Linked DNA regions of Homo sapiens: region 2 is linked to region 1. Evidence: chromatin loops called from intact Hi-C (ENCODE). Cell type or tissue: Caco-2. All regions are shown on one strand. Each heading gives the region's core, and the rest is flanking DNA. Links, peaks and the distances in the headings are about the cores only.

Region 1 (2,983 bases), core at 197-2,696:
TTCACAGGCCAAAAGCCATTATTCAGTCATTTGTGGCTTTAGCCATTTAACCAGTTACTAATCCCCCTAATTGTACTATTGATAGACCAAAAGCCTATCAAGAGAGACTCTATCAAAGACTTACTGAAATCCAAAGATATGTCTATTGCATTTATTTATCAGATGAGCCATAATGCCAAAGAAGAGATGAAGTTAGTGCAGAATGACTTCTTTATCAGCAATCCACACAAATTCCTGGTGACCACTGCTTGCTTTCCTAAATGTTCACAGATCCTTTTCTTTAGAAATCTACCCTAGGAGGTAAGGAAAGGTAATATTTGATCTGAATCTTAAGAGACAAATACAATTTTCACGGGCAGAAATTGAGGGGAAAGGATATTTCAGGTTGAATAACAGAATGAACAAAATTTAGGTGGAATAAAGTACATGGCTTTGAGTTAACCAACCCTTTGCATCCATTTTAGCCCATGATGCAAAGGTGGGCTAAATGGCGACAGTGACTTCATAATGTGTAAAGATTGTTAATGCACGCAAAGGGCTTTGGAAACAAAAAGTGAGCTGGACTGAGAAAATTGCATGTTTTAGCCTTTGGCATCTTGTAATAACTGATATATTACTTTATCTTTAAATGAACCTAGAAGAATTTTAAGTATATAATTACATATTAACCTAAGCACCCCCCACAAAATTGCTTCCTAAAGGAATAATAAATTTTCAGTGACAAAATTTAATTAAAAACTCACTCTTAAGATTATAGGCAGATAAATAAAAGACCTTTAAAAGTGTTACACTTGCTGGGCGCGGTGGCTCACACCTGTAATCCCAGCACTTTGGGAGGCCAAGGCAGGCGGATCACTTGAGGTCAGGAGTTTGAGACCAGCCTAGCCAACATGGTAAAACCCCATCTCTGCTAAAAATACCAAAAAATTAGCTGGGCGTGGTGGTGGGTGCCTGTAATCCCAGCTACTCCACAGGCTGAGGAAGGAGAATTGCTTGAACCTGGGAGGCAAGGATGCAGTGAGCAAAGGTCATTCCATTTGCACTCCAGCCCTCCAGCCTGGACAATAAGAGCGAAACTCCATCTCAAAAAAAAAAAGGTGTTACACTTGAGGAATGAATTCTTCTTGCTAAGCTTTTTTTCCTAAAGCGAATTTGTTTCCCATAGGCTCGGTGACTAAATTCAGAGACTTCATGACAAAAATAATAGAAAGTGTCTGCACAGTCATTATGGGCCCTCCCTGGCTAAGTAAGAGAAGGCATACCTCGCCTTTATGCTGTCATCCCAGAGGTCAAAGGTCTTCTGTCTAGTGCACAAAGCTGGAAATTTCCAAATAATCTAAGAAAACATTCAAACAGTTTCAGACAGTTTTTTCCATTATTTACAATGCCGCCCATGATAAGATGGAAATTTTCTGAGGGTGGCGTGATAAGCTTCATGTAAGCAAGACACAGCTAATGGCTTGAAGCGTGGAATTCCAGGGCTTCCTGAACAGGCTGTTTTAGTACAATCTTCCGTTGACAGGGTTAAGCTGCTTATAGATTCCTTAGATAACATTGCAAGGCAGACAGCAGAATAGAAACCCAACTCTAATGACTCAAGACAAAAATGACAGAAAATAGCAAACTAAATACCAAAGAGCAAGGAGCTTCTGAAAGGCGAGACATTTCTCTTTCTATATCCTTCCATTTTTCTGCCTCCACTAAAGATGAAAATGGCAACAAGCTATACTGTTTTTGGTAAATTACTGGCCACACAGTCGGGTGAGCATTGTTAGACTGAATGAGCCAAACCCTAGATTTTACCAAAATTGCCAATGGATTTGAACCACGGGTTTGAGCTTCCAACAGCTGTAGTTAGTTGGCTACATGGCCATCATATTCGAGCGTGTCTGCTCATGGTCACAAGACAGGAGGCCACAAGGATGGTGCCACTGAGCCACGCCTGGAAGGCGAGAGAGCTGTGTGCGAGCTCCATGCTTGCTGTCGGCTGCCCTTACTCAAACTGCCTCTCCTCTGGGCATCAGAAACCCCTCTACAAAGCTGGCCAAGAGGCAGGCAGGGGCTCATCCTGATATCTAGTCCTCACTAGCTCAAATTTTATAAAAACAGGAAACAAAAATCCTAGAAAAGTGCAAGTTCCTATTTTCACAAGATTTCTCAGGCTATTTTACAGTTTCGAAACACTAAGCTGGTGTCTAAAACTACAAGAACACAGAAGTGTTAAAACTGCCAGACACTTGAAAGATCATCTAGTTCAGAAAGTCCTTATACAAATAAGGAAGTAGAGGCCCTCAGAGGGGAGGTAACTAGTAAAGATCATGGTGCTGGTGGTGGAGCCAGGCTTCAGATTTCCAATCCAGATCTTTTTTTCTCTATGCTATGCTGTGTCCTTTGTTTTTTGTTTTGTTTTGTTTTGTTTTGTTTTGTTTTGTTTTGTTTTGTTTTGTTGAGACAGAGTCTTACTCTGTCGCCCAGGCTGGTGTGCAATGGCATGATTTTGGCTCATTGCAACCTCCACCTCCCGGGTTCAAGAGATTCTGCTGCCTCAGCCTCCTGAGTAGCTGGGATTACAGGTGCCCCCCACTACACCCAGCTAATTTTTGTATTTTTGGTAGAGATGGGGTTTCACCATGTTGGCTAGGCTGGTCTCAATCTCCTGACCTCAGGTGATCCACCCACCTCGGCCTCCCAAAGGGCTGGGATTACAGGCATGAGCCTGGCCCTCCTTTGAGGATCAAGGGGAAGTGGAAAAATTCTACCATCTAAATATCTCCTGAATGTATTCCTCTCTAGCTCAAATGATACTACCTTCCACATTTTTTTTTTTTTTTGAGACAGGGTCTCACTTTCTCACCCAGGCTGGAATAAAGTGGCATGACCATAGCTCACAGCAGTCTCGACCTCTTAGGTTCAAGTGATCCTCTTGCCTCAACCTACCAAGTAGCTGGAACTATAGGCACCCAACTAATTTTTTGTATTTTTT
Region 2 (2,861 bases), core at 251-2,750, 150 kb after region 1:
GTACATCACCTTTTCATAGAACAGAGGAAGAGCTGTCACATCAGTTGCTGATGCCAAGCACAGCAATATAAAGTATATCCCCTACGAGTTAGATGAAGCAGAGGAAAGGGATCAAGAGATTAATATACCTCTTTGACAAAAGCACCCAAAATAAATAATTTTATTATTTATTGCAATTCTCTAATGCCTTATTTTTCACTGAGCTCTAAAAACATGATCATATCCATCAAGTAATACCCATATATATGCATGGGAATTCAATTGTAATTTACATGTTCCTATACTCTCCATGGATGCTGTGATGGTTAATTTTAATGTGTCAACTTGACTGGGCCATACGGTGCCTGGACATTTGGCCAAACACTCTTTTGAGTGTGTCTATAAGAATGTTTGTGGGTGAGATTAACATTTGAATTGGTAGAGTGAGTAAAGCAGATCACCCTCCCTAATGTATGTGGGCTTCATCCAATCAGTTGAAGACTGAACAGAACAAAAAGGCTGAATGAGAGAGAATTCCTTCTGTCTGACTACCTTCAAGCTGGGACATCAGTCTTTTCCTGCTTTTGGACTCAAACTGAAATATCAGCTCTTCCTCAGTCTTGAGCCTGCAGGGAAGTTTTAGAGTAAAACTTAAGACCCATCAGCTCTCCTGGGTCCCAGTTTAACAACTCACCCTGCAAATCTTTGGACTTTTGGGACTTGTCAAGTTCTACAATCACATGAGCCAATTCCTTATAATGAATGTATTTATATACAGAGAGAGAGAGATATGTGTATGTATGTATATATGGAGAACCTATATCGCTCCTATTGTTTCTGTTCTGTGGAAAGCCCTGAATAATACAGATGCATCTATAAATTTATAGCAAAGCTGTGTAAAGGATAAAGATATGCTAAATCATCTTAGTCATTTTCCTCTCCCCTAGAGCCCTGTGTCCTGCTCTCATCCTGCTAGGAGTAACTCAAAGAATAATTTGGGGTAGAAGTCATCCTCAGACTGGAAAGCAATGAGGCACAGCACCACTACCATGCTCAGAATTAACACCTAAATTTACTACCTTTATATATGGCCTTCTGGAAGCAAATGGTTTTAAACAACTTTATTTCTAAGGAGAGACCAAAAGGAGAAGTGAGGAGTGTGGCTGTGGGCCCACTGTTTGGTAAATACTGTAACAGTAACTGTATACCTCTCCTCATAGTGACCTTACTAATTTAATGAAAGTGTGAAGGCAGATGGATCTGGTTTGCAGGGTCTTAGATGACTTTATTGAACACATCATATCAAAGTGAGAACAAGCAATATGTCTCAAGCCAAGATCAAAGAGTTTTAAATAAGCAAAATATTCCTACTAATACGAAAATTTCATTTACCAAAATTCTGGAGCAATGTGGCTTATTCTCACAAGAAAACCCACCAGAGCTAGACAGAACATGTTCCAGAGGACTGCATACACCAGGGAAGGTCAGTGTGGTGTGCAGGGGCACAAAGGATGAGAGAACCACCCAGAGTGAGGACACTGTAGGCAGAGCAAGAGAGAGATTTTCATAGCTGTCATGAGCGGAAACTGGCAAGAAGGAAAGAGGTGTCAAGGAACTGTTTAGGAAGCTTTCTGTATCCTTTCACTATATAAAATCCCTATGCAAAGCCTCCTAAAAATAAAACTTACAGCAAATATTTACATTATTCTTCAAAGTTTCTCAAGTTGGACTGTTGTTTCTTTGAATGTTAAACTACAAAGAGACTGAGCCCATACCAGGAGACCTGGCTTTGTCGGTTACACTGCATTAGACAAAGTCCATCTTCAGATTGCAACATCTTTCCCAATGCCCATCAGCACAGACCTTTCCCATCACTATAACAACCTACAATCCACTGTAAACAGTGTGGTCATCATCAAGAAAAGTGAAAGAATTGAGCTTTGGTATTTTGTGTTGTCTATTTCAGAAGTCTTTCCTTATTTTTGTCATTCTTAGTACCTTAGTATCTCAGCACCCATCAACTAACTCTAAAAACAAGACAAAACAAAAAAAAAAAGCAAATTGGGTTATGTCCAACATTTTGGCTCCAGGCATGGCTATAGGTTTCCTCTGCAATGTCTCAGACCAATAGAAAGATTACATAGACGCTATATAGCAAATGTAGAGAAGGTTACAAATCCCAGCTTAACCTACAATTTCATCACCTGAGAAAACTAGAAAATATTTTAGGTTAAAAAAGAAAAGGAAAACAGACTGTAACCAGTCTGTGAATTACCTATCACAAAAGACACTATAAAGAGGAATCAGACACTACTGTTGTATAATATCTTAGGTCACAGTTACATTCAAAAGTCAGCACTTAGGACTAAAATTACATATCTTCAAAATTAACCCTTGAAAATCCCTAAGGAAGGCACCATGTTGGAGATACATTTCTCAGTTAAGTCCAACACATCCAGATTTTCCTCCAAAGTTGGAACAAATGACTATGACTTTGGTTGAGACCAGAGAACTAGCTTCCACTTAGAGACATGTGGTATTGCCTCTCGGCCTTTTGGCTAAGATCGTGTATAGAAACTATGGCAACAAGTTGTATCAATAAATATTAGAATTATACTTGGCACAATGAAAACGTCACACTCTGAGCAGCACATGGGAACAAAAATGATAAAGGTAACAACAGGTTCTTTTCTATCATCTTCTGCATACTCTAGGGAAAACACTCACTGGCTGGAATGGAAAGCAAAATTATATCATATAACGGAATTTGTTTAAGCTACACATACATTTTTTGGAGACTTGACTGTATTCTGAAGGAAAAAAGCATGGAAAAGAAGGAACATCAAACTGGTGGACTTGACCTGAATACCCACTGTCGCTCA

What was found. Hi-C counts contacts between places; a loop is a spot of excess contacts. Peaks named below come from ENCODE experiments on the same cell type or tissue, not always from the same donor. Only the 100,000 strongest peaks of a DNase experiment are listed, where the experiment ranks them.
Region 2: it touches region 1 in a loop (2.9-fold over the local background); 1 of 110 quality-filtered maps calls a loop at or near these places.

What each region holds. Positions count from the first base shown.
Region 1 is chr13:50,333,546-50,336,528 of GRCh38, reverse strand. All of the region lies in intron 2 of DLEU1 (deleted in lymphocytic leukemia 1), which reads right to left. Among named protein-coding and RNA genes, the nearest start is that of DLEU1-AS1, 190 kb to the left of the region's middle. In Caco-2, for the core only: no CTCF peak of the experiment used is centred there; DNase peaks (open chromatin) are centred at 998, 1,438 and 1,940.
Region 2 is chr13:50,186,496-50,189,356 of GRCh38, reverse strand. The region is part of intron 2 of DLEU1 (deleted in lymphocytic leukemia 1); the gene reads right to left. Among named protein-coding and RNA genes, the nearest start is that of DLEU2, 62 kb to the right of the region's middle. In Caco-2, for the core only: no CTCF peak of the experiment used is centred there; a DNase peak (open chromatin) is centred at 1,776; H3K4me3 peaks cover 666 bases.